3 separate regions of the Mus musculus genome follow, and regions 1 and 2 are each linked to region 3. Evidence: chromatin loops called from intact Hi-C (ENCODE). Cell type or tissue: left cerebral cortex. All regions are shown on one strand. Links, peaks and the distances in the headings refer to the core of each region. The heading gives the core; the rest is flanking DNA. Region 1 holds the start of Sh3bp5 (SH3-domain binding protein 5 (BTK-associated)). Region 2 overlaps Gm35907 (a long non-coding RNA gene). Region 3 overlaps Sh3bp5 (SH3-domain binding protein 5 (BTK-associated)).

Region 1 (10,324 bases), core at 1,517-9,516, 49 kb after region 3:
CAGATTCTAGCAACATGATCATGAATTTGATAGGTAACCCCTACTAGTCTGGGGCAGCCCGGCTACACACACAGCTACTGAGTTTGGAAGTACAGTGGGGTATGCTCTAGTGAAAGCTCTACACACAAACACCTGTGGCTGCTGGGGTTACAGTGAGGGCGAGGTGCAAGGCTGCTTCCCTGGCCTGTGTGTGTGTGTGTCTGTGTGTGCGTGCGCGTGCACGTCTGTCCCCTCAGCTTCCATCTTCAGCAGCAGTCATCCCATGTGCCCGCCCCCATGCCTGCTGACCCCTCCTCCAAGTCCTGGAGATTGAGCTCTGGGCCTTGGGCTTGTCCATGAGCACTCTTCCTCTGAGCCACACTACCAGCCCCCACATTAATTATTTTGTTACAGTGAGTCCCTGTTGAATTTATACTACTGTGAATATTCTGGGTTAAACAAAATACGTTACCACTAATTTCCCCTATGTCTTTTAATGTAACAACTAGGGAGTTTTTAAATTGCTTCTGTGGCTTATTAATATATTTCTGAGTCAGTCCTGATTATAACCCTACCAGGGGAAGGCCACCCAACAACACAACCCAGCCAAGCTACCCTACACAAACCCTTAGCTCATTCAGCCATGAATCCTTGGTTGTGAACTTGACTATATCAGGAATTAACTAAAACCCAAGTGGCTGGGTACACCTGTGAGGGACTTTTTCCTAAATTAAATCATGTAAAAAGTGGGAAGAGCCACTTTTTAATCCAGACCATTTTTGAGGTGAAAAGATTCAGCTTTTATCTGGACCACACCTTCTGCTGGCAGCCCACAGACAAAACATGGAAGAGGGAGCTTGCTCTCTTTGCCTGCTTCCTCTCACTCTCCCTAGCAAGTCCATTCCTTCATTGGCATCAGAGCCTACTTCTTTAGGATTCCAGTGGATACTGAAGACCGGCTGAGACATCCAGCTTTATGGACTGAGCAACTACTGAATTCCTGAACCTTCCATTGGTAAACAGCCATTGTTGAACTGGCTGGACCACAGCCTTTAAGCCATTCTAACAAACCCCTTTTCTGTACAGAGAGAATCATCCTTTAAGCTCTGCTCCTCTCAGGAAGCCTGACTAATGTGCCCAGGGCTCCAAATGTGCCCCAGTGTCTAGCAGGAAACACCTGTCCAGTGGCTTCCTGTGACACACCAAATCTGTGGAATTCGGAAATCGGGGCTAAAAAGAGTTTAACAAATGAACCAACATAACTCCCAGAAGGCAGGTGCCATGAAGACCGAACTATGAGGCTATGAGACTTTGAGTTATGGGGCTATGAGACTATCTTATTTCTACCCAGAATGGTGATCAACAGTGGATAAGCAACAAAGAGGACAGACAAACCAGGGTTGATCATCTCTCTTGGAAACCCAAGAGACCATTCTCCTTTACCCATAGTTCTCTGCCTCAGTGGTCCCTGAGTAGTACTTTCACTTTCTCTCTCTCTCTCTCTCTCTCTCTCTCTCCCTCCCTCCCTCCCTCCCTCCCTCCCTCCCTCCCTTTTTCTCTTTCTTTCTCTCTCTCTCTCTCTCTCTCTCTCTCTCTCTTTCTTTCTTTCTTTCACAAGACAGAGTCGTTTGCCTCCAGCTTGCTACTTGTGACTATGTGACCTTCACCTCCTGATCCTCCTGCCTCTTCCTCTCCGGTGCTGGGATCACAGGCGTGTACAGCCTGCCTAGCCAGCTGTCCCTGATTTCTGCTCACCCCAGTCTCCCAAGTCCACCGGTAGTGTGCTTGTCCAGCATGCTTAAGGCCCTGGGCTTCATTCCAACACTGCAAACATAAACAAGCCAAACTTTCTGCTCAAAACAAAAAACAAATCTTTCCAACTTGTCAATATACATTTGGGTGCAGAGATGAGAGAGTCTGGAGAAGCTGGACACAGTGACACATGCCTGTAACCCCAGTCTGTAGAGATGTACCCAGAGTTCAAAGCCCTCCTCCATTACATACTGAATTTTGAAGTCAGCCAAGACTACATGAGAATGTTTAAAACATATATGCACATGCACTCGCGCATGCACGCGCGCACACACACACACACACACACACACACACAAGGACCACTTATGGCTTCCAACTGCCCAGCTCTGGGCTGTTGTGGCAGGACCAAATGAAACCTTAGGGGAACGTTTCCCCCTAAAATTGGCAGAGATTTTGTTTGTTTGTTTGTTTGTTTGTTTAATGCATTAGAAATGTGAGCTTCTGAGAGTTTTCAATTGCCCAACTTCATAAACAGTTCTCCAATTTCTTACTTAGGTCAGAATGGGAGTTAGTAATAGATAAGCCTTCACACAGCCCAGAGCAACATTAGTACCCACCGCCACGCACAGATCAGTGAGTTCAAGGCTATATGCTATCAGAAAGCAGGCTGCCAGTGAACTTCCAGTGAAGTATTTTCCTCTTCCCCACACCCTGGCTCTGAGGGGCCTGATGTTCTCTGCTTTCTCCTTAGGCTCGTCTTGTTCTTTCTACTTCAAGAAATAGGTTCTTACCGCAGCCCTCTGAAGTCCCTTAGCTGTGACAGTCACTCACAGGGGTATGCTCCCACTGGCAAGTAACCCCAACCACTACTTAGAAATTGGTGGCTTCTAAGAACCCGAACTTGTTTACAGGAAGGCTGAAACATTCTCAAGTTCAAATCAAGATCTTATCTTCCAAAATTTTTCCCAGCAGGAAAGCCCTTCCCAGCCTAAACAGCTTTTTGTTACCATTAAGATCATTACATTCTGCTCACGCTGACAGTAAATAAATGAGGGGGGAATCAGAAAGGTGAATTGTTAGAATGGGAAGTAAAATATCTGGCTTAAGTCTGAGGGAACCATAGCAGCTCCAAGCATGAATGGAAGGAGCCACCCTAAATAAAATACTGAGAGATGTAAACTCCATTAAAGTGTTTGGCTAAATCGAAATTCTTTTAGCCTTTCCACAGATCCCAGAATATTTGGAGCCTAAAGCATTGTTTAATACTCTGCTCAGCCCTTGATTCTGGCCCCAATGGAGCCTCCACAATGAAAAACAGCACATGAAATTGGATCCAGGCTCTGCCCACAGCCTGGACTGAGTGTATTTTACTGTCCACACATGCTGTTGCTCAACCTCCAAGCAAGGGCCTCCTGCAGTCGCCCTCCAGCTATTAAAACAAAATTAACCAGCCCAGGGTCAAAGGTGACTGACACTGTTTCACCCCAGAACAGTGCCCCAGCTCCCTGTACCTCAAGCTCAGTCTCCCGTCGGTTGATATCATCCGTGGATTGATTTAACTTCTCCAGTTCTCCCTAATGAAGAGAGAGAGAGAGAGAGAGAGAGAGAGAAATTAGAAGGGCTGGGCTTTTGTTTTTAGTGTAACTTAGTTTACAACTGGAAGGTCATCCCTGAATGATGCAAGTCGGTTCATTCCTCAAGAAGACAGCTGAGGCTCGGCTAAAAGACAAAAGCCTAAAACCTGTTGTAGGCTGTGTCCTTTTTTTTTTGGACGCCTTTAAAGTCCTACAGATTTATCTTTCTCTGAAAAGTCATTGTTCTTTTTTTTTTTCTTTCAGGTGAACTCATCTGTCATAAACAGTAACTTAACCCAGTCAAAACAGCACCCTTTGCTTTAGGAAAGAACTTTTCGAGGAAATCAGAACAGGACAATACGGCCAGTGCAGCCCAGCCAAAGGCAGACTTCCAGCATTAACTCATCATGGGCTATCTCCCTATAAAGAGATGATTTTTTTTTTTTCTAACTGCGAACTATTTGCCCTGCCTAACTGGGGTGTTGGTTAACTGACTGTAACCCTACCTCTTTTAAACATTTGCAGTCTGACATTTTGTAAGTAGCCAACATGAGTTAACTCATCCTCGTTCAGCTCATCTTTGCTCTGTGAACAAAGGTCTTGCTAACAAAATTCCACACCAAATCCACAAGATTCTGTAATCCAAGCCCAGGGCCCGAATTAACAGAATAACCAATGAGGAGGTTTTCTTACTGATCTTTAGTGTATTGACTTGACAAAATAATTAATTTAAGCCAAACTGATGAATTTAAAGCAGGCTCTTTTTTTTTCTTTATCTGTGCACTTAAAACCAATTATGGATCCAGAAATTGCAAAGTATGTTTAATAGCTATTTTTTAAAAAATGATTTATGGAAAGGGTACAAAACGGGTCATGAAAAGGAATTTGCTTTGTGCTTAGGAAGGTGAAGAGGTTAAGCTGTCACTCCTGGAAATTGTTTTTTAACTCTCTCTCCTGGAAATGGAGGCACAGAAAGCCAGGCATTCTCTGCTTTCCCTGCCTCCACGCGTCGGCTTTGCGCAGCAGCTGTCCCTGGTGGACGTTCACACTGACCTCACAAGGAAAAGGAGGGTTTTAAACAGTCTCAGGCCAAGTGCAACACAGTGCCAACGGTGGCAACGGCAACGACGCCCACCATGTGTTGACAATGAAGAGGACGGCAGCCCAGGCCAGGTGAGGGCTCACGAGGCACCCCACACCGGTGCAGCCCACACTACAGGGGCAAGCGACAGCCACCTTGCCCTGCTCGCCCACCACGATGTCTGCATCCACGCAGGTGGGATAACGCTGCGCTGCAGCCCCGAGGCTGTGCAGTGCTCCAAGCGTGGCGCTGAGGTACCCCGACTCCGCTCGGGGCCCCCGCCCCCTTTTTCCTTTGTTGCAATCCGCCTGAACAGCTGGTCGTGTAGTAGGGACCCTCGGGTTGGGCCGAGGGTCTGCAGGGATCCCCGCAATAATCAGGCCGCGTTCACGCGGGCACCGAAGCCTTCCGCAGGGAGACCGTGAAATGGGGTGTTCCAACCCTTGGTGAAGATCCTGAATTTAGGCAGCCCCCACCCCGCGACCGCGAACACGCGAGGCTGTAAGGCATGTGTCTGCGTTAGATGCCGACTTCCACGGTAGCCCTGGTGGGGTGCGGCTGTGGGCTCCTGTCACGCGTCCTACCTGGATCCGGGGGTCCACCTCTTCCTCCTCCTCCTCCAGGCCCTGTTCCATCCTCTCTTCCTCCTCCTCTTTCTCCTCCACCTCCCGGGCAGGCGGCGGGAGCTCCGCCGGCTCGTCAGAGCGGCTCCGTTTCAGCGCCGTGTCCATGCGGGCAGCCGAACGCGCCGCAGCCGGGTCGCAAAGCGCACGGTGGGATCCGGACGCACCGAGGGCCACCTCGCCGCAGCCGGGTAGGTCTGAGCGCGCAGCGCTGCCACCCCGGGTGCTCCGCCGGCGAGTGCGGAGTGGCAGAGGAAGTGGGCGCGGCTGCCCCCTGTCTGCAGCGGCCCGCAGTACACCGCACCCACTTTGCCCAGGCCGCCGTGATAGCCTGTGTCACCCGACACTCTGTCACAAAAAGCCCAGTGCACTGGAGTCCCGGCCATGGCCACTAGGAGAGGTGCCGCCCAGTGGCTCACCAGCCCGAGCGTGGGCCGCCTTAAGGTAGTTTCCTCCTGCCTCCAGTGAAGCAGATCAAGGCACAGAAGGAAAGTTCGGGTGATTTCCATTCTTCAAAGCTACCTTTGTGTCTATTTGGAGTCACAGAAAAGGGAACTCTACCCTAATCTTGTCTGTACAGCAGACAGAGGATGGCTAGCCAGGTCCAGCCACCGAGTGGACATCATAGCCTGGAGTCTGCTGGGCAAAGCTCGGCAAGCGAAGGCATGAGCTCTTAGGGCTTTCCTGGATATTCTGAATGCACGAAGAGCCCATGGAGCTGGGGGGGGCGGGGGGGGAAATCTATGGATCGGGCGGCTTTTTAAAGAGATTGCCCTGCTTGCTCGTGGCAAAGCTTGCCCAGTGTAGGAACTATGTGGTTCTGCCCAACATCACCAAGCTAGAGCTTGCCTAGCCAACTGGGCATCACAAAAGGGCTAACAGTGGACAGGTTTCTCTGAACGTTTACAGGTGCTAGGGCCACTGTGAGGTCAGGGACTACCTGGTCAGATGCCCTGAGCAAAGTGGATACTTTGTAGAGGGAGTTTGGAGGACAGCTTTGCTTGAGAGAGTTGTTCTCGGAGCCTGTGATCCTGCCTTTTCCCCCACCTCAGAAGCAAAGCAAAGGGGTATCTGTCCTCTTTCTCAACTGGTCAGTCTTCTTCAAAGCCAGTACCAGAGAATCTCACGTGTACCACAGGCCTCCCGTGCTTCAATCTCCCCTCTGGAAAAGCCTGACCCTGTGTTCCCTTCCAACAGTTTCCCGTATTAGGTCTGTCTACTGACTTCCCACTCACTCATTTTGTTTGTTTGAAACAACCTCGGCCCAGGCTGGTGTCAAGCTCTTATCAGCTCAGACTGGCCTCGACCTTCTGATTTTCCAAAGGTAGACTCCCATGTGCTGCATTTTTAATCAGGCACTCCTCCTGTAGAGCTCACTATACAGCTAACACTGTATATATAGTCACACTGCCTCTGGTTCTGAAGCACTGAGATTATAGACACACACACCACCATTTTGGCTTCCTTGGTGGGATGGGGAGGAGACAGAGTTTTCTGTGTAGCCCTGGCTGTCCTAGAACTTGCTCTGTAGACCAGGCTAGCCTGGAGCTTAGAGATCCACCTGGCTGTCTCTAGTGTTGGGATTAAATGCATGTGTCACCACTGCCCGGCTGGTGCACACACACACACCCATCCCCGATGCTGCCACCAAGGTGTACCACACGCACAGAGTGACAAACCCTTTATATTACAAGTTCTCAGACATACAGGAGTAACTCCACCAGGCAGCAGGAAACAGTTTGCTAACTACTCCAAAGGAAGGACCGTTGTTGGGGAGGGTGGCTATGTCAAAATACCACAGTTTCTAAATGGCACCCACTTCTAACTCTGTAGGCCAGAAATCACAGCAAAGTCAGGTTCTGAGGAGGGCCCTCCTGGGCTTGTGGACTTCCAACTGCTCAACAAACTTTTATGTCAGGAAGAAAGCCTTAGAAAATCTCTGAGGTCTTTTTTAAGAAGTATATTAGTCCCATTTGCTCAGACCTCCTACCCTCCTGGCCTTGTCACTTCCTAAGACTATTAGGAGTTAAGAGTTCAGCACAGGACCCAAAACCTCCAGTCCATAACCTGAGGCAAACCCCAGAGTATCACAAGTTCTAGACCAGCCTGAGCTACACAGCCAGAACTCAAAACAGCAGATGGCTACCCCTTCCCCAGCACCCTGTGGGCTATTCAAGGTTGGCACGCGTATTTCTGGCAGGGATCTTGGTGGCCATTTTAAACACTTTGAGCTTAACTACAGTTTGAAACGCCCCAGATAATGTGTGCTGTGATGATTCTTGTCTGGATCTGCGTTTTTGTCATTTTTGGAAAGCACCTACTGCCTGATCATATTGTGTTATTGGTGGAGAAAGCAGCTTTCTAATTCTCTGTCTGTAATCTGTTTCAAGGATGACAATCCTTGTCAGACTTTCAGAGGCTCCACGAGGTCAGTGGCTTATCTGTGTCAAAGTGGCTCTGCTTGGCAGGGCTCCAGTCACCCGCCTCCCAGTGTGGGCAAAGATGCTATTGTGCTTCAGCTGGGAAGCATCCCCAGACAGCTCAAAGCTAGGTCCTGAATCGAGCATTGTTCTGAGGTGGGGCTTTGGGCAAGTGATCCACACATGTAAGTTCTGCCTCCGTCAGTGGACTGAGCCATAGATGAACCCAGGACCTGACTAGACTGTTGGAAGGTAATGAAGCTGTGGAAGTCGGAGGCTGGTTGAAGAAAGTGGGTCACTGGGGAGCGATCCCCTTAGTCCTCTCTGCCTCCCAGTCACCCTGAGGTGAACAGCCTCCTCCATCATCTCTGCCTGCAACCATGATGTTCAAGGCTTGCCTCAGGCCCAAGGTAGCAGGGCCAGCCAACCATGAACTAAAACTAGGAGCTAAAGTAAATCTTCCCTTACTTAAGTTATTTCTCTCATGCACTTGTCACAGTGATGATTAGGGCTGGAGAGACGGCACTGCGTAATCATCTCTAGGACAGTGCTCAACTTTCCTAACGCTGAGCCTTTAAAACAGCCCCTCATGTTGTGGTGACCCCAACCATAAAATTATTTTCATTGCTATTTCATAATTAATTTTGCTACTGTTGTGAATCATAATGTAAATATCTGTTATGCAGGATATCTGATATGCACCCCCCCAAAGGGTCTCAACCTATAGATAGGTTGAGAACTGCTGTTTCAAGAGGATCTAGGTTAGGTTCCCAGGACTACATGGTAGTTAACAACTGTCTGAAACTGAATTTGCAGGGGGTCCTGATGCTCTCTTCTAACCTCTGTTGGCTAGAAGGCACACACGTGGTACACAACATACACGCAGGCAGAACAAAAAAAATAATAATTCTTAAAAGTCTGATTAACACAGGTGGGATGCCTTAGCCAAAATCTTGTGAAATGCTTTGCTTAAAGATTCCGTTGGTGTTTAATTTTATTGCCCTGTAAAAGTTCGTTTAACCCTACACAGTGGGCGAAATATGCCACCGGTGTTTGTAATCTGCCTTACAACTTCCTCAAGATGCAAATCTTTCTGGATAAAACTCATAGGCTCCGTGCTTCCCAGTAGTTAACCTTTAAAAACGGTGGAAGAAATCCAGGAGGGAGGACAAGAATGTGTGTAGGGCCAGGCTTGTGCTGGCCTCGTCCTCTCTGGTCAGGACACCTGCCAGCGCCTGTCCACACAAGTGGGATGACCCTCACCTCTGCCGCTCTGTCACATTGCTGCACCCGTGTCATCCACGCCTGACGTCCAGGTTAGCAAACAAGCTGTGCTCCCCCCCCCCCCCACACACACACACCAGGGACCCATCCTTGGTCCTCCCCTCCCAGAGCTGAGCTTCAGGGTATTTCCATTTATAGCCACTTGGATTTATTTTCTAAACACTCAGGGGCAGTCCTGTGACGCTCTGGGGCATCACATGTCCTTCTTCAGGACAGCTGTGCTGAATGGTCCTTGGACTCTTTTTCATTAAAAATGTCTTTCTCATGCTAGGCAGGATGGTACATGCCTTTAGTCTCAGCGGGTTAAGAAACATTAAAACATTAAATATTAGTCTTTTTTATTATTATTTTGGAGATAGGGTCTAGCTGTGTAGACCAGGTTAGCCTTCACAAAGATTCACAAGCTTCTGCCTCCTGAGTTCTGGGATTAAGGCACTCAGCTAATCTTAGTCTTATCTGTCAAGCACTCTAAAACTTTTGTTTAGTATAGGAATTCAGATCTTGTTCTGTCTCTCACCTTGTAAGATTTCATTATGTTAATCTTTTTATCCCCCACCCCCAATTTTGTGAAATCTTAATGCAAATGTTTGAATTTCTTCCCACCAATAAAATGTTTCTCATTGAGGCTTAAGTGACCCAACTTTTCCCAATCTCCTTAATTTCCTTTAAAACTAACCAATCTTGAAGGACTGTGAGGATGGACTCCAGCTACTGTGGGACACACACAGTCACCTCCTGCCCTGGTATAAGAATCCAGTGACTGTCGAGATGGCACAGCAGTTAAGAACACTGGCTGAGATTCCAGGTGACTGAGGCTCTACTCCCAGAGCCCACGGGGCAGCTTTAACAACCTCTGTCCCGGTGGGGGTTGGGCAGGGGAGCTGACTCCCTCTTCTGGGCTCTGCAGACACTGCATGCATGTGGTGCACAGGCTACAAGCATGCAGGCAAAATGCTCCTGGACATGCCTTATTATTATTATTATTATTATTATTATTATTATTATTTTAGAACTCCCTATTCTGGCATGCTTGCTAGCCCATTTTGGAAGGAAAGGCTGCTTTAATGAAGTATAGTATCTGTGGGAGCCAGGGGTATTGACATATGCCTATAATCCCAGAATTTGGGAAGCTAAAAGCCAGAGGATTTCTGTGAGTTTAAGGCCAATCTAGGCTGCATAGTGAGGTGAATTCAACGCCACCCACAGCACAATCTTGTCTCAAAACTAAATCTAGTTTCGAGTTATGTTTTATGCAGACATGAAAAAGTCACAGTGGATATTCTCTACTCTACAATGCAGTTTAAAGGTAAGAGGAAGGGGCAAGAGGTTAGAGCACTGCGCTTCTACAAGCGCCAAGGCTGCTCCAGCACACAGGTCACGTGGTTACAACTTCCTGTAACTACAGCTCCAGGAGATACAACACATCTTCTGGCCTCCACCCATGTGGCACACACTCACTCATAAATAAAACTGAAATTAAATGTTTAGAAAAATAAATTCACCTCAAAAAGAAGAAATATTTTTGAGTCAATAGTAGCGGTACACACTTTTTTTTTTTTTTTTTTTTTTTTTTTTTTTTTGGAGACAGGGTTTCTCTGTGTAGCCCTG
Region 2 (10,324 bases), core at 1,541-9,540, 78 kb after region 3:
CTTGCCGAGCTCTGGCCACACCCAGGATTTTTCTTTTCTAATTAAGAGTAATACATTCTTTGCATCCACTCCCACTCTTCCCCCCCCCCAAAAAAAAAAACATGTTGATGAGAGTCTTGCTGTGTAGACTAGACTAGCCTCAAAGTGTCTGTGTTGCTGAGGCTGATCTCAAACTCCTGAGCCTTCTGTGCCAGCCTCCCAAGTGCAGACTCAAGGCCTTTGCCACCTTCCCTGGCTACTGTCAGATTTCTCCTCCCCCCTCCCCTGCCCTTCCCCCTCCCCCTCCTCATGTAGCTAGAGATAACCTTTGATTTCTTATCCTCCTGCCTCAGCTTCCCAAGTGTGGGCATTACAGACATGTGCTTTAGTCCTTAAAGCCTTCCTTCCTTGTGTACGGCTTACTTTCCCTCTCTCATTCTCCATCATCTTTGGGACAGCACCATGTCACTGTTTAGCACTGGCTGGACTGCAACTCGCTATGGACTCCAGGCTGGCCTTGAATTTGCAGCTAACCCCCTGTCTGTCTCCTGGGTGCTGAGATTGCGCAGTCTGGCTTATTCAGGAAGTATTTTAAATCACAGATCCTAGGCTACGCACTTAATAAACAATAAGAATCTTTGGAGGTGAAACCCATGTTCTAATTTTTTAAGCTTTGCTTTCATTTTTATGGGTGTTTTGCCTGCCTATATGCTGGTGTGAGAGCATCAGGCTGGAACTGGAGCTGCAGATGGCTATTAGCTGAATGTGAGTGCTGGGATTTGAACCTGAATCCTCTGGATGAGCAGGCAGTATTCTTAACCACTGAGCTCTCTCTCTAGCCACATGTCAGCATACAGCCATGGTTAAGAATCATTGGTGCAGCCCAGAGGGCTTGATAATTCAGAAAGTCTAATGTAGCGAGTCTGGCTGGGCCCTGAGACTGCTTTTCCAACAAGCTCCCAGAGAAGCCAGCACTGCCAGCCATGGCTCACACTTGTGTAGCAGGAATACAAATAATGTCATAATTTTCTGAGTTTTAAAGATTATATGGAATTCAGCCATTTAAAGAGTATGTGGAATCCAGGAAGCCATCTTACCCCGGGGTGTATGTTCTCAATACCAAATCTTACTACTTTTCAATCAGTTGTATTCAATCTGTGGTCTGACTCAGCTTTCAGTGTGAGCTAATCCTGGTGGTGTAGGACTCTGCTGCAGGGAAGAGGAAAGAGGATCATAAGTTCAAAGCTTGCCTAGGCTACAGAGTGAGTTTAAGTTCAGCCTGTATAACTTAGTGAGATACTGTCTCAAAACACCCAGAAAAAATAAGGAAAAAATAAATAAATTGGACTGTGGATGTAGCTCAGGGGTAGACTATTTATATAGCATTCATGAAGCCCTGGCTTTGAATCCCAGGACTAAAAAATAAAAGTTAGCTGGGCAGTGGTGGTGCATGCCTTTAATCCCAGCACTTGAGAGGCAGAGGCAGGCGAATTTCTAAGTTCGAGGCCAGCCTGATCTAAAGAGTAAGTTCCAGGACAGCCAGGGCTACACAGAGAAACCCTGACTCGAAAAACCAAATTAATTAATTAATTAATTAATTAATTAAAAAATAAAGTTGGTGGAAGGTAATCTCACGAGCTGCAGAGAGGGACTGCTTGTGACAACTGCACTGTTGTCCATTTGTTAGGCCTTGGTGGGGGGGTGGGGTTGAGACAAGGCCTCTCTGTGACCCAGGATGGCCTGAACTCGTTATTATCCAGATTGGCCTAGGGTTTGTGGTGATCTTCCCGAATCCTGGTATGACTGGAGTGCACCACTCCGCACCACTGTGCTCAGCTCAGTTTTAAACATTGATGTGTGTATGTGTGTGTACGTGTGTGTCCTTGTGAGTTTGTGTGCACCATCTGCATGCAGAGGCCAGAAAAGGTCACAGGATCTCCTAACACTAGAATTACAGGTAGTTGTAAGTTGCCCAACGTGTGAGCTGGGAGCAGAACCCGGGTCCTTGGCAAGAGCCTAAGAACTTCTGATTGCTGAGCCATGTCTCCAGGCTTTGATTGTTTGGCTTTTTTTAAAAGACAGGGTTTTGCTACGAAGCCCGTGTCACTGTCCTGGAACTCACTATGCAGCCTCAGATGTGACCATCTTCCGCCTTAGTTTCCTTAGTGCTGGGATTCCAGGTCTGTGCCGTTATGCTCAGCTGACATTGTTATATCTATGGAAAGACTGAGGCCCAAAGAGGCTGGAGCTACCCTCTGTCTTCTACGTGAATGACAGACGTCATGGCAGTCACATAACTTTTCCAATGCTCAGGGGACTTTTTTGTGGCCCTAGGAGAGAGGCGTTCATTAAGGAACCTGAGGGCTGGAAAGATGGTTCATTTACTTAGAACCATTCCTACCCTTGTGTTGGACTGGAGGCCCTAGCACAGCACCTAGTCAGGTGCCTAATAACTGCTTGTCACTTCAGCTCTGCGAGATCTGATGCCTCTGGCCTCTGAGGGCAACTGCGTTCGCATGCACATACCCATACACAGACATGGACACATACATGCACAATTAAAAATTAATAAGACTCTGAAAACAAACAAAAATAAAGGGAGAGGGAGAGAGAGGGAGGGGGAGAGGGGAAGAGGGGGAGAGGAGGAGAGAGAGATATTGAGAGTGAGAGAGAGAGAGAGATTGAGAGAGAGAGATATAGAGAGAGAGAGCAACCAAGCCTGGCACTAGTGCATGCCTATAGTCCCAGGGCTTGGGAAGTAGGGACAGGATGATTAGTAGTTCAAGGCCATCCTCAGATACTCAGTGAGTTAGAGGCTAGCTTGGACTAGTTACACAGATAAACAGTGAGTTAGAGGCTAGATACACAGTGAGTTAGAGGCTAGCCTGGGCTAGATACACAGATACACAGGGAGTGAGAGGCTAGCCTGGGCTAGATACACAGATACACAGTGAGTTAGAGGCTAGCCTGGGCTAGATACACAGATACACAGTGAGTTAGAGGCTAGCTTGGACTGCACAAGACCTTTTTTCAAAGAACCAGTGGAGCCATGGCTGAGGAGCCACAGCTGTAGTCACTCAGTGGAAGTGGACAGGAGAAAACGTTACCCAAGAGCCAAGTTTTGGAATTCAGACATGTCCCTTTAAGAATTATCACTTGAGGGCTGGAGAGATGGCTCAGCAGTTAAGTTCAAATCCCAGCAACCACATGGTGGCTCACAACCATCTGTAATGAGATCTGATGCCCTCTTCTGGTGCGTCTGAAGACAGCTACAGTGTACTTACATATAAGGACCAGAGCGAACGAGCGAGGCCAAAGGGAGCAGAGGTCCTGAGTTCAATTCTCAGCAACCACATGATGGCTCACAACCATCTGTACAGCTACAGTGTACTCATATACATAAAATAAATAAATAAATAAATAAATCTTAAAAAATTTTTTCATGAACTCATTGTTTAAAAAAAAAAGAAAAGAATTACCACTGAGTCTTAGGAGGGCCCTTTTTTTCTAATTTCCCAACAAAACCATCTACCCCAGAGGAGTTCTCCACCCCTGGCCTCGGGGGAGTGGAGGACAGGAGGAGAGCTGTCTTCTAAAGGAGAGCTCTGTGAAAACAGAGCTGGCCCAGAAACCATAGGTTCCTGGTCTGTTCCCGGGCTCGTCACCAGGGCTGCCATTACCACACACCACAGGCTGGGTGGCTGCAACAGCAGAAGGCTGTTTTCTTAGCTCTGGAGGCTTTGGATCTGCTAGCAGGCAGCTGCGCTTTCCCCAGAGACATGGCTCCTTGCTGTGCCCAGGTCACTTCTTACTGAGTCCTTATGCAGCCTTTTGTCTGTGCGCGTGCATTCTGGTGCCACTTTTCCTAAAGGCGCCAGTCTGATTGGATTAGGCCTCCAGACTTCTGACTTCACTTAGTCGGAATTTCTTCTCCTGTCCACTTCCACTGAGTGACTACAGCTGTGGCTGGCTCCACAGCCATCTTTCCACTGGTTCTCTGGGAAAAGGTCTTGTACAGCTCAAGCTGCTCTCTAACTCACTGTGTATCTGGGAATGACCTAGAACTACTTACTGATCGTCTTGTCTCCACTTCCCAATTATCTCCAGACACAGTCACCATGGGGTCAGAGCTGCACTGTATGAACTTAAGGAGGATACGTCCTGGTGACCAGTAGGTAAGATCTTGGGATCACAAAGCTTGACAAAGGCAGGCCTTACTGCAACCTTGGAGTCTGAAGCTAAGAATGCTATAAAGTAACATTTATGGGTTCAGCCCCAGGACAGGGGGTGGGGTGGAGTGGGAGCGTGGAGGTGGGGTGGGGGTGACAGGACGACACTTAACAGAGCAGAAATGATCCTGCATGTCCACAGCTCACCTAACCTTGATCCCACGGATGCATTTGGGAAACACAATGATTCATGCTATGTCTTTGTTTTGTGTGCCAGATAGTTACATTATAATTCATAATAGTAGCAGAATCATAGTTATGAAGTAGCAATGGAATAATTTTATAGATGGAAGTTACCACACCATGAGGGACTATATTAAAGGGTCACCGCATTAAGAAAGTTGAGAACCACTGTCCTAGGCCAAGACCACTCACCTTTGACCATAATAAACTACAGTCTTCTGCTGAAGTTGCCAGGTGCTATGCCAGTGCCAAGGAGATGGGCACTTTAGGTACTGCTGCAGTGCAGTGTGGCAGAGGTGTGGTCACAGTAGGGCACTGGCTATGGAGAGAGAGAGGTTCCCAGCCAGACTGATAAGACACTGTTAGACCCAAGCATGGTGGAGGGCTTCCTAGAGGAGGTGACTCTGGAGCCCAGCCTGAAAGGGGTCATGCTAGCCATAGAAGATTGGCTTGGGATCTGTTTAACCAGCCTCCAAAAGGCCCGTATTTGACGAGACTACGACAGAAGGGGAACTTCGTTTACTTCAGGTGTGGTCCACAGTTCCGAAGGACTGCAATTCGCTGCGGATGTAGCTCAGTTGGTAGTGTGCTTACAGAGCATGCTCAAAGCCCCGGGTTTGATCCCAAAGCTCCACATAAATCGGATGTGATGGCTCAGGTCTGTAGTCCCAGAGTCTGGCAGAGGTAGGAGCATCTTTTTTTTTTTTCTTTCCTCCCTCAGGATCTGACACCCTCTACTGGCAGGAATGCAGGTGGTACACATAAGTACACACAGGTTAAAAAACACTCCTACACGTAAGTAAAAATAAACGAAGCTTTTTCTTAATGCAACTTGCTGGGCTGGGCCATGGCTCAGTTTGTAAAGCCCCTGCCACAAAATTATGAATACCAAGTTCAGAACCCACCACCCACATAAAAGCGGGGTGCAGTAGCACACATCTGTACCCCAGGATCAGATAGGTGGATCTCAGTAGTTCATTTGTCCAGCCAGTCTAGTAGAACCAATGAACTGCAGGCTCTGTGAAAGACTCGGTCTCAAAAAAATCAGAGGTAGGTAGCTGAGGATGGCCTAGTCGGCCATCAATGGGAGGAGAGGCCCTTGGTCTTTCGAAGATCATATACCCTAGTACAGGAGAATGCCAGGGCGAGGAAGTGGGCGTGGGTGGGTAGGGGAGCAGGTCGGGGGGAGGGTATAGCAGGTTGGCTTTGGGGATAGCATTTGAAATGTAAATGATGAAAATATCTAATAAAAGAAAAAAGAAAAAAAAAAGATCTTATTGAATGTTATTTCCTTTAGTGGGCTACACTGTATGTCATTACCTTGATGTATTTCCATATGCACATTTTAAATAAAATTGTACAATAAATTTTTAAAAATCAGGTGGGGATGGCTGTGGGGGTGCTCAACTTTAACACCACAATGGGAGGCAGAGCCAGGCAGATCTCTGTAAGTTTGAGGCTAGCCGATCTATGTAAGCCAGATAGGGCTACACAGAGAGACCCTGCCTCCAAGAAATGTGCCCCCCCCAAAAAAAAACTCCCACAGAAAGCTCATGAAAAAATTAAGTGCATATTTTAGGGACCTCAGAGATGTGTGAGAAAAACAGCACAGATGACATTTTAAGCAACTTCTGTGTACGTGACTATGAGTCTATGGCTGCAGCAAAAGGGATAGGGGTGGTCTCCATGCTGTACCTGCTAGTGCTGCTAGTGGAACCTCCTTATCCATGGGCTCAGAGATGGGGAATCCCAGGACAGAGTGTGCCTCTGTCTCACCATCCACCACAATGTCTCTTCTTCACAGATCTTCTTTCATTTCTTCTCAGAAGGTCTCTATTCTGTGAGGAAATTAAGATCTGGTGTTTATTTCAGATTCACAGCAGGCCCAGTTTCCAGATAAATTTATCTAATTCAGTGGTGAAGAAAGAGTTTTGTGTTTCGTGGCGCTGTTGATATGAGGGGGCATATGGGACAGACAGAGAAAAAAATCCTTCCTGCAGTCTGAGCTTCAGGCCTGCCCGACTCAGCTGCGCAAAGGCGCCTGGCCCTGGAGGCCTGAGATCCACCCAGGGCTCTGCCTGCTGAGCTCAAACAGTTCATGGTTGTCTACCTATCTGAGTACTGGAGTGTAATCCAACACAGATTAACTCATTTCCCTGTACTTCACAAAGCCAGTCAAAAACAAGTGATGAACAATGTGTGTGTGTGTGTGTGTGTGTGTGTGTGTGTGTGTGTGTGTGTGTGTGTGAAGGTTTACAGGCCAGCCAGCAGGGTCCTCTGCCATCAGAAGCACCATGCTAAAAAAGCCAGGAATGTCCCAGCAAACACAATTGCTGGTCCCTGTCACTTTCCTACTGTAGGCTGTCATGTTGGGCAGTTTCTGGCTGTCATTACAGGAAGAATTGAAAGTCCTGGTGTGTTGATGGTTCCCTGCTGTGTGTTGATGCTTGAATGTAAAGGGACAGGTCACCTTGCCACATTGCTGAGGAAGGACCCCCATACAAAGTGATCACTCTGTAGGAATTTTCTAGGTTCAGCTTCTCAGATGTCTTGGCTGACTTGGAAAGTTGTGTCTTCCATATCTCAACCCTCTCAACAGCACAGCCCTGACTAGTCTGATGGCCAGGGCTCCTTTCTTTGTTTTTGACTGGCTTTGTGAAGTACAGGGAAATGAGTTAATGTGTGTTGGATTTTTTCCCCCTAAGTCTCTTCGTGTCTGCTCTCTGGATTCCCATCCCCACACCCCTGTGTCGCTCTCTTTTCTGAGACAGGATCATGTCAAGCAGCTCTGGAATTCACTGTAGAGCAGGCCAGTCTCCAATATACAACATACTTAAGTGGGGGCCTCATAAAGTTAAGAAGTTTCTGCTCACACAAAGGTAATATTTGATTAAATCAAGAGACAACCCACAGAATAGAACAAAACCCTTGCTAGCTAGTCATCTGACATGGATTAATATCTAGAATATAGAAAGATTCCATTCCCAGGACCCACATCAGGTGGCTCAGAACCACCTGTAACTTCCAGCTCTGAGAGATCTGGTGTCACTGGCCTCCACAGCAACTGCATGAGCAAGCACGTGAGTGCACACACACACACACACATGCTTAAAAAGTGTACAAAAATAAATCTTTCAAAAATACAATTTACCAAGGGCTTTTTAAAAACCACAACTAAACAACAAGAAGTTAAAGAAATCAACTAATAAATGGGCAAATGAAATGAACAGGTAGTACTCAGGAGATGAAGTCCAGAGCTTGGGAGATGCTCAGCCTGCACCGCAAACCCGAGGACCTGCGCTCGCACCCAGAGCCCAGCAGCAGTTCCAGATGTAAGGCAGGTGCTTGTCATCCCATGGCTGGGAAGACAGAGACGGAAGGATCGCTGGACTCCCTGGGCAGCCAAACGAACCTACCCGGTGACCTCCAGGCCAGCGAAGGACACTGTCTCAAAGGGGACGGATGATACCTGAGGTTCTCCTCTGGCTTTCACACACACACATGCCCACACGTTCACCTCACACATGCACACACACATTCACACTTTTAAAAGATGAAACACAAATGGCCAATGTAAACAGGAAAAAAAAATTCAACCCTTGCATCAGATAAATGTTAATTAAAACATTAAGATTAGCCCAGCCAGAATGGCAATCATCAAGAACACAGTAACCAGTGCTGGTCTGGACACAGACAAAGGGAACCTTACATACTGTTCCTGGGAATGTAAGATGTCAGTCTGTGGAGTTTACAGAGGTTCCTCAAAAAGCTAAAAACAGATCTCCCATATGATTCAGCTGTAGTTGGCTTTAGCTACTTTGTGGGTTCTGCTCCTGCTGTTTGCTGTAGGAAAATTCTGCTAACTAAGATCAAAGTCCACCATAGCTCAGTGCAAAATGGGAGACTCCCTTGTTAACAGGTTTTCATCCTCTCCGACTCTGTTGGGAAGATTCTAAGCCCCCCACCCTCGCCTCTAAGAAAAGTCACTTAGCATAAAAACCTGGAGTTCTCCATGCTAATGAGGTATCTAGATAGGTCCTTAGTATCTAGCCAAAAAGCTTCCCTTCTTGGGCATTCCTGGGGGGTGGCAGGGGCGGGGGGAGGCATTTAATCCTGGGTTCACCCTGTGTAAACTGTATGCATTCACATTCACCATCAAATAAAACTGTTTGGACAAGCAAGGACCATCCATTACATCCAAGGACCGCTGCAGGGGGGAGGCCTTCTTAAAGAGGCTGTCCTAAATCTCCCTGGGAAGGCCTTCTCTCTCTCAGTCCCTCCTTAATTGCTGGGAACCAAACAGGATTCCTCCTCAGCCCAGGCTCAGCCTTCCCCTTCGAATGGATGCCCTGAGGGGAAGCATGGGCTCAGGGGGTCCTCACCCCACCCCCATTCCAAAATCTCAGAAGTACTCCAGGAGCCTGGGAGACACCACAATCGTCCCAGACCCCATTGTTTCCTATGAGAGAAAACATGGACTGAGGACCCCCCCGCTTCGGACTGTGCTCTGCCTCCCTCGAGCAGCTCGTTGGTGGTGCTCCAGTGGTGCTCCAGGCACCCCAACTCCGAGGCAGAAACACGCAGCCTGCTACTTTGCCATCCCCTTCTGTCTTAGTCAGGGTTTCTATCCCTGCACAAACATCATGACCAAGAAGCAAGTTGGGGAGGAAAGGGTTTATTCAGCTTATACTTCCACACTGCTGTTCATCACCAAGGAAGTCAGGACTGGAACGCAAGCAGGTCAGGAAGCAGGAGCTGATGCAGAGGCCATGGAGGGATGCTGCTTACTGGCTTGCTTCCCTTGGCTTGCTCAGCTTGCTTTCTTTTTGTTTTTGTTTTTTGTTTTGGTTTTTCAAGACAGAGTTTCTCTGTAGCCCTGGCTGTCCTGGAACTCACTCTGTAGACCAGGCTGGCCTTGAACTCAGAAACCCACCTGCCTCTGCCTCCCAAGTGCTGGGATTAAAGGCGTGTGCCACCACTGCCCGGCCTCAGCTTGCTTTCTTATAGAACCCAAGACTACCAGCCCAGAGATGGTCCCACCCACAAGGGGCCTTTTCCCCTTGATCACTAATTGAGAAAATGCCTTACAGCTGGGTCTCATGGAGGCACTTCTTCAACTGAAGCTCCTTTCTCTGTGATAACTTCAGCTGTGTCAAGTTGACACAAAACTAGCCAGTACACCTTCATTCCATGCTTTTAATATACTAACAATAGATGGACAGAAAAATCGGAGAGGAGAGGAAAGATATCCCTGAATAAAGGCAGGCGTAGGAAAGGGGTAGCATTATCATTAGACTACTTCCTGCTTGTTAGGGGCATCGGGTTCCTTGGGGCAAACTTGATTTTCACAGTCAGGACATCTAATTTCTTCTTGTAGCTTCTTGTGCTTTCTTCTTTGTGCATGACTACTTAAACCACGACCAACCACAACCAACAACCCACCAACAACCAACAACCAACCACAACCAACAACCAACCACAACCAACAACCCACCATAACCAACAACCAACCAACAACCAACCAACAACCCACCATGCCATTTGGGGCCCTAGCACCCTCATAGTCTCTGAAAAGTCCCCAGAATTTCAAACATCATGCAATTGCAGAAACTATCTGCGGGGAGCAAAATCACACCTCTGCTAGAGCACGAGGCAAATCATAGTCAGCTGCTGTGGACAGTCTGAAGCAGCCTCATATCCCACACCTGGGATTAAAATGAAAACATATTATAATTATTTTATGTCTTTTAGAGAAACCAAAATTCCAAAATAGCCACTACACCCAGTCCTAGCACTTCTGTGTATTTACCCAAAGGACTGAAGTCAATGACGTATCACAGACAGACACGTTCATCACTGTGTACTGCAGCACTGTGCACAGGTGAAAGTTATGGAACCAACCACAGTGCCATTAATAAAGGAACAGATACAGA
Region 3 (10,324 bases), core at 1,014-9,013:
TAGTGGGTATTGGCTACTTATGCCAATTTTACACCAACTCATACTCGGGGAAGGCTTTTCCTGTAAACTTTGCAAGCCTTCAAGGCACACAAGTGTCCAGGCCTCACCAAAGGAGGTCCAATAGCTAGGCTCCACCCTCAGATTGTCCTACCCACCTAAATGGTTAAAACAACAATGATGGCTGCTCCAGCCCCTCAAGGTGGTAGAGTGGCCAGGCCCTTCCCAACAACAACAAAAACAAAAAACAAAAAAACAAAAACAAAAACAAAACCCCTGAGCTTGCCCCAATCCCAGGTTGCCCTGGAAAGCCCGCACCCCATCCCAAGAAACCCTATATAAACTCTGCGTTCTGCCTGGTTCTCTTCTACTTCTCTCCCCTGAGCAGAGGTAGCCACCCTGCTGGGATTTCCCATCCCCCAAATCTCTCATGTAGGTCTGTTGTGTGGTGTGGCTTTGGGGTATTCCTTGGCTCCTTACTGCAGGACACCTTTCCCAGCAGAGCTGTAACACTGTCCCTGGAGCAGAGCCCAGAGCAGAGCTTTCGCTGGGGCAGCCTCTCACTCAGCGGTAACGCTTTCTCTGGGGAAACCACCCCACGGGAGCAGAATTTTATGCTTGCATTGGGAGACTTTCCCAGTAGCTGGAGCTGAACTTCCCTAGGGGAAGCCTATAGGGGAAGGAGGAGCTGTACCACGGACGGTGGGCTTGTCTCTGACTCTTTGCCTGCTCTTGGGACCCATTTCTTCCTACTGGGTTGCCTCTTCTAGCCTTGCTATGAGGGGCTGTGCCTAGTCTTGTTGCATCGTGTTAGACCATGCTTGGATGGGATCCCTGGGAGCCTGCTCTTTTCTGAAGGGAAATGAAGGAGCAGTGGATCTGGGAGAAAAGGAGGGTACTGGGAGGAGAGGAGAGAGGGGAGTCTGTGGTCTGAATGTATTGTATGAGAGAAGAATAGATAAAAAGAAGAGTAAAAACAAATGTGTATGTTTTAAAATTGTGGAATAATTTTTAAGAAAATGAAAAGGGTAGAGTGGAACTGTAGAGAAGCGACATGCTGGCTAAAATGACTCCTGGAGTGGAAGAATCCTTCCCTTTGGATTTCTAACACCAGCATTACATTCATTTCACAATGAAACAAAATCCACTAAAACTATCTTATGCTTGACACTTGGGGAAACAGTAATAACTCGAGTCTAGTCTAGAGCTTAAGCTTTTAATGAATTAGTGTACGACCTTTATGGAAAGTGAAAACCCCACGCTTCTCAGAAGACATATCAGATGCGTTTCGTTCTGTTGTGGGAGGCTCTGTACAGAACCGAATAGTGCTCGAGAAGTAGACGCAACTGATGAGCTGCAACTTACAGAACTGAACAGAGTGGAAGAAGCAGGGCTCCCCCAGCTCTGCACTGGCCCTCATTCTAACCCAGCTCCCAGGTTGCAAGCAAAGGCTAACGGGAGCACGGAGAAAGCCTCAAGCCCTTGGCTATATTGCCACACCCTATCAGGACACATTACTACTTCGTATGCACCTCGCCTCTCCACCTACACAACCCCTAGCGCTGGAAAAGATGGCTCCACTACCACACACAGAGCTCCCTGCCCAGTGGCCACCACGCATGTCAGTCACCATGGTGACTGTCTAGGCAACCACGGAGCATCTCCATCTGTGGCCTAGAACCAGCCACAAGCTGTGTGCAGTGATGGGGGGAGGGGTGGGCATGAGGGGGAGGCAGAATCGAGGCCCACGGACAGAAGCTCCACCAGGAAAGTGGAAGCAGCACGGGGCATCCTTGGGAGAGCCCTGGCTCCCGGAGCTCGCTTCTGCCTTGCTGCCAGCACTCCCATACTTCAGAGCTATCTACACCAGCCAAGCTCCTACTGTGGCAAGGAACAAGCGGCCAAACCTGGAGCTCAAAGCCTAGCAGGGTATGAATGCTCTGGAGGCAATATGTATCTTCCAAGGCCCTGTGGGATCCAGGCAGCTGGAATAACTCTGGCCACTCAGAGAGTGTGGCAGCAGAGGGGAGAGTGTCTTAGTATGTGGCATTTCAGGTAGTGGATGGGAGGAAGCATGTCACTGGGTTTTGTTCATTATTTGTGATGGCTGGATCCCCATTCTATCTGATACACGGCACATGTAGGAAACACGTCTAATGGTCTTTTCTCTGCATCTCGCCACAGATTCCCTAGGTCCCATTTGACACTGCCATGGCATGAGGATCCGGGACACAAAGATGGGCAATGGAGCTTTCCTCATTCCTCTCTGAGCTAGAAGGCAACAGGTGAACAAGGCTCAAGGAAACTGCTGTCTAAGATGAAAGCGGTCTCCTCCATTCAGGTGGTTTAGAATGTTCTGCCAACATGGGCCTTATCCTGGGGAGCACCCACACGCCCTCTGGTAGTTGACACATCCATCCAGGTGGGGAGGGGAGCACTCCTGCCTCCTCACAGCCTCCCTGGGAACGGGCATAGCATGGCTCCCCTCCCCCACCAGGCGGTTCTTCATCCCAGCATGGACAACTTGGAAGCTGGAGGAGAGGCTGGCACGTCTTGTCCATTCCTCTCCAGGAGCCCCACCGACAGCTCATCAACAAGGACTGCCTTCCTGTCCGGGCCACCCTCCCACCATCTGGTCCCCTGGAGCCAATTCCTCCCAGGCTGCTGCAGCACTCCTGTCCCAGACAATAGAAAGCCCCTGCCTTCCCCAAAAGGCGGCTTCAAAGTCAAAGCCACCAAGGGATGGAGATGCCTCTGCCCTCAAACCTCTCTCTGGTGCCGAGGAACAGCAGGCACTGGGCCTTGTGCCCCAAGGGAGGTGGCTCAGCTGCAGGCTTGGCACTGTTACTGGAACCGCTTGCTGGTCCCCATCACTGAGCTGAGAACTGTCCCCATGGCCTGTCTATGGGATTGGGTGTGTGACCACTAGAGAATACTGGGTTTCCTGACATCTAGCCTCAGCTTCAGCTACAGCTTCAAGTACGGCCATCTAATGTCACAGGGGACAGAGATATGGCCTCAGGAGAGGAACACGTGGAGATGTAGGAGGAGGCAGTTATATGAAGCTCAATTCCTCTAATGAATCAGGCTTCCTGGTATTTCCAGAGGTCAGCCAGTCCCTGCATGGCCTTCTGCCAAGGCAGCCCAGCACGCTGGCCCCACGAGGCCAGGAAATGGTCCCCACGAGCCCCATTGGGAGAAATGCTCAATTCAGTCAGAGGGTCACAGTCACTTGTGCTATTTCACAGCCAAACATGAGCATCTAAGCTGCAGGCAGGGGGCTCTGGTTAGTGTGTAGTGAAGTGGGGAAAGCTCATGGTCTCTTGGGAGTATTTTTATGTGAGTTTTGAATTCCATTGCCTGTGGTGGATTTGGGTTCTCACAGGCTAAATACAAGCCCTTGTTCTACTACAGAGCTGCCTGCTCTGAAGGGAAGGATCATTTCTCATCAGATCAAGGCAAAGCAGATCCCAGCCTATGCAACCACAATGGAACCGCTCATGATGGGGAAGTCCTGGCCTGAGACCCAGACCTCCCTGCTCAGTCACAGGCTGCTGCCACCACACCAGATGCCTGGGTCCTTCCATTTGCTAGTCAGAAGCTACGCATCAGGTGGCCCACAGGCCACTGTGAAGCCCCCACTGACCCGAGGAGGTCTGAAGCTAGATTGTAAATCTCCAAAGCTGTGCACCACACAAACCCAGAACACTGTTTGCAAAGACTCACACACTGCTCTGCGGAGAGTGTGCGGGCCTCAAGGTGCCTCTTCATGAGTAGTGCCCCACTGTCATTACCTCTTGACTAAAATGTGCATTTTTCATAATAACAGATCCAGAGGGTCCCTTCTCCTCTTTTAAAAGATAGGGTCTCCTCCCTGTGTAGCTCAGGTTAGCCTTGAGTCTCCTGTTTCAGTTTCCTGACTGGCAATATAGGCATACACCACCATAAACAGGCACCTTGGGTGATTTCTGAAATGGCCTTACATGCTGCTACAGATCTTACATGGCTGCTTACATGCAGGGTTGGAGGGCAAGAGAATCCAAATGAAGGCTGGCCTGCAGCGTGTGTTTGGTCAGCTGGATCTTTTCATCTGTCTGGTTATGCTTTGCAAGATTTCCAACCTCCTCTTTGGTTTGTAAGACTTTTCTCAGCCTTGCTGGGGCTACCAGCATCACACCCACTAGGGGGCAGGAGGCTCAAGGCCGCCAAGCCAAGCCACAGGCATGTATCCCCAGCCTCGGAGAGCTGGTATAAAGTCCAGTCAGATCTGACTCCTGAAGCCATTTGTGCGTCACGCTTTTCTATTTAAAGACACTCAGGCCATCTTTAATCACCAGATCCCCCAGGACTTGAGCAACTGTGGTGGGGGACACTGACAAGGGAACAGCCACTGGAACTGACTCCTGACCTCGTTTCTACCCCATAGTGCCTTCCTGCCATTCACCAAAACCAAAGCTACAGCCTGCGCCTTCCATCAGGGACGGCAGCTCATTTGCCTGACCTGCAACAAACCTCTGGCCTCGCTTTGACACTGGCCTTCCAGACTCTCGTGGGAGGACAGGCTAATGCCAAGGGGACCAAGAATCAGAAGCCCAAGAGCTGCTCCTGGCAGGAAGAAGCAGTATCCAGAATATCCTGTGGTCCCAGTAAACCCGGTCCACAGTGCCAAGCACAGGGCCCTACCTACAGGAATAGAAATGTCCCTAGTGTGGACACCGAGGCGGGCCTTGGGGAAGTGATGTTGTGGGGACAGTGGGTACCCAGGTGGGGCTGTGGTTCAGGGTCAGAGTGCTTGCCTACAGTGGGAAAGGTCCTGGGGTCAATCCCTAGCACTAGAAGGAAGGAAGGAAGGAAGGAAGGAAGGAAGGAAGGAAGGAAGGGAGGGAGGGAGGGAGGGAGGGAGGGGAGGAGAGAGGATAGAAAGGAGGGAAGGATGGAAGAAAGAAAGGTCAGCCAGTCTGAGAAGGCTCACTTGCCACTTTAAGAGGAGACAGCCTTCTGAGGACCAAAAACAGGTCCTCACCATGTTTGTCAGCCTTGATTTTAGACTTCCTGGCTTCCAGAACTTGAGGATGTGTTTCTGTTTCGGAGCCAGCCAGTTTATAGTATTTTGTTTACTAGTCTGCCTAGATCAGATGATATCACTTCCAATTCTGAGCAAGGTGGCCAAGAGAGAAGTCCTGGGAGCAGGTAGAGAGCCAAATACTGGTGACCTAATCCTATAACAATCACTCCCAGCTGCTACCTACTGCAGATCACCCCCCCACACACACACACACACACACACACTCCAGCTTCACCTGGAAGGCCCTGCCTGAGGGAGGGCCCACTTGATTCTGGTCTAGGCACTTCAGCCACCAACAATAGATACTTAAGTGGCAGGTCGAAACTGTTAATGGGGCTTCCACCTGGGACCTGCAGTCCTTCTGATGTCATGGGAGCCAACCTTGGAGAACATCCTGGCCCCTCTGGGAAACCCAACTCCACTGCCAAGACACGGATGGACTATGTGAACCTGACAGATTTCAGGCAATATAGAGAAAGATTATCTCCATCTGTTACTGGGAGATTGTCATGTCAGGTATGGCTTACAGCCTTGCCAGCCAACAGACTACATAGGCCAGATAGTCCATGACCTTTACAGGAGGGTTTCATGCTGCCTAGAAACCTGTCTCTATTCTTGTGGGGGAGCCAAAGGACATCCAGCATGTGGCTTGGGTCCCCACCACCAGCGCACACAGGTCCCGCCTACCCTCTGAGTAGCATGGTTCAGCATTTCCTGCCAAGCAGAGTCAAACTGCCGCTTGTCATCCTCCAACAGCCGCTGCTCAGCCAGAGAGATTGTTTCCTTGGCTGCACGGAGTACCTCGGTGGCCCTCTGGAAGTCCTGTGTGGCCTTCTGCGCCTCCAGCTGAGCCTGTTGAGAGAGAAGGTCTAGTAAGGCCTGAGGCAAAGGCCAGGACTCCCTGAGGTCCATTGCTCCCACCCCCCGAGATGAGTGGCCCGAGATCTGACCTATCCATCTCTGCCTCCCTCTTGGACAGGCTGCATGGGACAGGTCCCTCATATGTGGGACGGGATAGCAGGTGGCCAGTGGCTGAGTGAATACCAGGTCGGTGGGCAGACAGTCTCCAGTCTGGAGCTCAACAGATAATCAGATGCATGGATCTTGCATCTGTGATGGCAATGGCTAATTAAGCCTTTCCCCAAAGTCCTGGCTTAGGACTGATGCCCAGATAGGCACAGCAGTCCTGGGCATCTTCCCTGCACGCCACAGCCCAAAGTGCTCCAGAGACCACAGTTGTAGGGCTCCGCTCTACAGATGAGGCACAGTAATTGAAAACAGCTTTTCCCGAGACTCCAAAGCTGATCAGAAGCAAGGCTCCAGGCAAATGCCCCACAGCACGAGTGCCAGCCTAGCACGTCCACTGCCAGACAGCCCCCTCAGTCCACATATACACCCAGGCCCAGGCCTACTGAGAGCACAAGCCCTGCTTTCAGGAAGGAAGAGGCAATACAAACAGCAGCCCAAACAGCAGCCGCCAACGCATGTGTCTGCATGTAGACATGTGCACATGGGGAAATCTGACGTTAATGCTGGAGACCACTCCTCAGGAGCCTTGTTTTCTGTGACAAGGTTTCTCACTGGCGGGAAGTCCCCTGTTAGGCTAGGCTGCTGCCAGAGAGCCCCAGGATCCAGCCACCTCTCCGGCTCTGGGATTCCTGCCTGGCTTCCTTCCGCAGGTTCTGGGGATGCTTGCACAGCCAGCACTGTACTGATTAAACAATCTCAGGCCAGCACGTAACCCCTGAGCATCTAAATGTGATTAACAAGAAAATGCAAACATCTCTCACAGCCCAGAGAGAGCTCAGAAGTTGCTGTGCTTGCTACACGAGCAGGAGGACCGGAGGCTCAGATCCCCAAAACTCACATAAATGCCAGGGAGGTGTGGCAGCTGCCACAGCTCAGGAAATAAGGACAGGAGGTTATTGAAGCAAGCTGGTTAGAAAGACTAGCTGACTCTTAGAGTCCTGGGCTTGACTGAGAGACCCTGCCTCAAAACCTGAAGTAGACGATTCCTGATACCCACTCACACACAAGCACGTACACACACATATTCATGAGTACCTACCTGCTCACACATGTGCCACACATGTGAATATGCACACATGCACAATACACACACACACCTCATTTTAAAGACTCAGTAGAAAAATGTTGATTATCCCATTAGCCATTTTTTTGATCAATGATGAGATACACTAAACTAAATCCAATAGACTGAAATTAATTTCCGCTGTTTGTTTCCTCATAGGTGACTCTCTACTACTTTAGGGCTGTTGATGTTCGTCCCTCAAGAGTGGGCTATGTCATGTGACTGCATGAGACACAGGGCTGGGGAGATGGCTTGGTAGGAAAAGCGCTTGCTGTGCAGGCGTGAAGACCTAAGTTCAGGGCCCCAGAATCCATGTAAAACCAGACCCAGTAGCACGCATCCGAAACCCAGTGCTCCAGGGTCAGAGGGGAAATGGCGGAGACAGCAGAATCCCCCCAGATGCTCACAGACCAGGTCAACTGGTGTGGTGAATGCAGAGGCAAACAAGACCCTATCTCAAACAAGGTATTCAGTGAGGACCCCTGGAGTGCATCCTCTGGTGTCCACACTCACACTGAAGCACACACTCCCCTGAAAGCAGTCACTGCTGGCCCCTCTCTCCTCCAGCTCACCTCCAAATTCCCACCTGGGTAGGGGCAGGACATGGCTCCTGCTAATCTGCCCCAGACCACTTCCAGAGTCAACAGGGTCCCTGGGCCAATTACAGAAGCCCTAATGGGACAGCCCCAGGACAGTCCCTGGGACTTAGGAGGGGAACAAGCGGACCCCACCCTTCCCCAGAGAAAGCCTCACATGACTTAGAGGAAATTTTCACATAGACTGAGGGCATTTTGCAAAGAAAATTAAGAGGAACAGCTGAGAATATAGCAGCCCTGGGGGAAGAAACAGCCCGGTAACCCATGGTAACCCACAACGGGCATCCGCTTGTCTGGTCTGTGCACACCCACAGCCCAGAGAGATCCATTCTGGGGACTGCGCCCCACATGTAGATGATGTGTAGAAATCTATGCTTCAAGATTGGGTCAGGGCAGGAGAATGGAACTTGCTTCACATAAGAGGAAACTGCGGGAGGTTTTCCTAAAGAGAGGCCTGAAGGGCAGGCAGGAGCTCCAACTCAGGGCTGATGGAGGTCAGGGGAGCACTTAAGACTCTGAAGGGTCTGTAGGAGATCTGATAATGCCCGGAAAGGAGCATTTTAAAAAGCCAGCCTGGGCTGTACATCAAGATCCTGTCTCAAAAAAATTAATAACAATAACAGTAATAGAAGCCTAAATGAATGCCCACCTACCAGCCATCTACATCCCCTGAGGTAGCCTGAAGCACATATAGGGGTGGGGATGCACACCCTCTCTAGAACCAACCAGCCACTGAGAAGTAACTGTACCACGCTGACAACTGCACTCTTTCCCCAAGCTGAGCCTCCTGCCCATCTTACTTCTCCAGACAGGCAAGAAGGGAGATCTGGGCAGGCTTAAGGAAGGTGAATTGTGACCCATCCCCCTATCTCAGTATACCCACAACCTTCCCACAGCTCTGACACAGGGACTCACCCCCTGAGACCCAACATTTTCTAAAATGGGATCTCTCTGCCCCTTCTTCCGTTATCCATCCATCTACCTATTTATCTATCTATTTATATCTATCGCTCTATCTGTCTGTCTATCTATCTATCTAATTTTTTTTTAAATCTTCTTTGAGGCTTTGAGGTTGGGCTCAAACTCAAGCAAATCCTCCTGCCTCACCCTTCTGAAGTCTGGGATTACAAAGATGAGTCGAACCACTTAATTTTCCTTTAAGGTTTCATTAGACAGCATTGGCTGGACTGGAACTTGGTTTATAGAGTAGGCTGGATTTGAACTTGCCATAATCCTCCTGTCTCTACTTCCCATCTACACCCGGCCTTGTGGGTTTTTTGCTGTTGTTGTTTGTAGCAAGTATGGTGGTATGTGTGCACAAATTTTTTCATTTGTATAGTATGGACACACGTGTGTAGAAGCCTGAGGTTGACAATAGGTGTCTTCTGTATGGCTCTCCACCTTATATGTAACTGAGCATAGAGCTCATCAATTCATCCCACTTAGCTACCCAGCTTTGTCCAGGATCCTGTCCCTCTTCAGGAGCTGGGATTTCAGGCAGACTGCCACACCCACCCAACATTTACACATGTGCCAGGGGTCCCAACTCCTCACACTCCCATAACACATACTTTACTCTTTGAGCCAGCTCTCCAACCCCTGTATTCATTCATTCATTCATTCATTCATTCATTTTAAATTTTTAGACAGGGACTCATATGGCCCAGGCCAGCTTTGAACCTGGATTTAATATGTAACTAAGAATGAACCTGAGGCTGAAGAGAGAGGGCTTAGTGGTTAAGTATGCTTACTGTCCTCACAGAGGACAGGAGTTCATCTGCCAGCACGCATGTCAGCCTTACAGCCACCTGTGACTCCAGCTCCAGGGGACCCAGCATCTTACACACACACACACACACACACACACACACACACACACACACATACGTACACACACACACACACACAAGCAGGCATAAATAAAAGGTAAAATATAATCAAGTCTTAGAAAAAGAATGGGCACGGACTCCTACTGTGAACAGTGAGGAGCCAGGAAAGACTCCACCAACACAGGCTCCATGGGTGTCTTTTAGCCTCCAGAGTGTGTGTGCTGTTCTGCTATTTAAGGTCTCCAGCCTGTAGCCTCTTGTTACAGCAATGCCAAGGAGTAAGGTACCGCATAAGGAATGTCGAAATGGTGGAAGCAGCTGTGCAAACGGGTAGGTGTGGAGGCTTCTGAGGTGCACGCTAGAGGCCACCTTCCATAACACATCCCTCTTCCTCTTTTGCTCTCTCTGGGTTCTTTGAGACAGAGTCTCATGTAGTCCAGGGTGACCTCCAACTCACTACTTTAGTGAGGCTAGGTGTGAACGCCTGATCCTTCAACCCCAACCTGGGATTATAGGCACCACCACACCAAGGGCTACTCATAAGACACTTTCTAAAACTATACACGCAGGACAAAGAAGGCAGGGGCCATGACAGGAGGGACATTCTATGGCTCAGTGGCCAGCAAGAAACAGAAACAGGTGATTCTAAATCTATGAAATGCCTCCTAGAGATTATGTTCCAGAACACAGAGGCACACGCATAAGGAACTCTCACACAAGACCATCCACAGCGAGAGATGAAGCA

The links. Hi-C counts contacts between places; a loop is a spot of excess contacts. Peaks named below come from ENCODE experiments on the same cell type or tissue, not always from the same donor. Only the 100,000 strongest peaks of a DNase experiment are listed, where the experiment ranks them.
Region 1: it touches region 3 in a loop (3-fold over the local background); 28 of 42 quality-filtered maps call a loop at or near these places.
Region 2: a loop joins it to region 3, with 4 times the contacts of the local background. A loop is called at or near these places in 29 of 42 quality-filtered maps.

What each region holds. Positions count from the first base shown.
Region 1 is chr14:31,430,838-31,441,161 of GRCm38, forward strand. Sh3bp5 (SH3-domain binding protein 5 (BTK-associated)) reads right to left here and starts at 5,263. Exons shown (of 9, transcript NM_011894.3): 1 at 4,974-5,263; 2 at 3,246-3,308. The coding sequence starts at 5,120. It overlaps Gm35907 (a long non-coding RNA gene), which reads left to right and starts at 4,397. Exons shown (of 4, transcript XR_383329.4): 1 at 4,397-4,481. In left cerebral cortex, for the core only: CTCF peaks have their summits at 4,353 and 5,340; DNase peaks (open chromatin) are centred at 3,147, 4,396, 5,315 and 7,495; H3K4me3 peaks cover 3,413 bases; H3K27ac peaks cover 3,386 bases.
Region 2 is chr14:31,459,251-31,469,574 of GRCm38, forward strand. Gm35907 (a long non-coding RNA gene) reads left to right here. Exons shown (of 4, transcript XR_383329.4): 3 at 4,087-4,154; 4 at 5,113-5,266. It also overlaps the pseudogene Gm49252 and a transcript of Mettl6 not described here. Among named protein-coding and RNA genes, the nearest start is that of Sh3bp5, 28 kb to the left of the region's middle. In left cerebral cortex, for the core only: CTCF peaks have their summits at 3,248 (motif pointing left) and 5,140 (motif pointing left); no DNase peak of the experiment used is centred there.
Region 3 is chr14:31,381,970-31,392,293 of GRCm38, forward strand. It overlaps Sh3bp5 (SH3-domain binding protein 5 (BTK-associated)), which reads right to left. Exons shown (of 9, transcript NM_011894.3): 4 at 5,750-5,914. Among named protein-coding and RNA genes, the nearest start is that of Gm35907, 48 kb to the right of the region's middle. In left cerebral cortex, for the core only: CTCF peaks have their summits at 3,258 and 4,178 (motif pointing right); DNase peaks (open chromatin) are centred at 1,635, 2,448, 3,087, 4,186 and 1 more place; H3K27ac peaks cover 4,614 bases.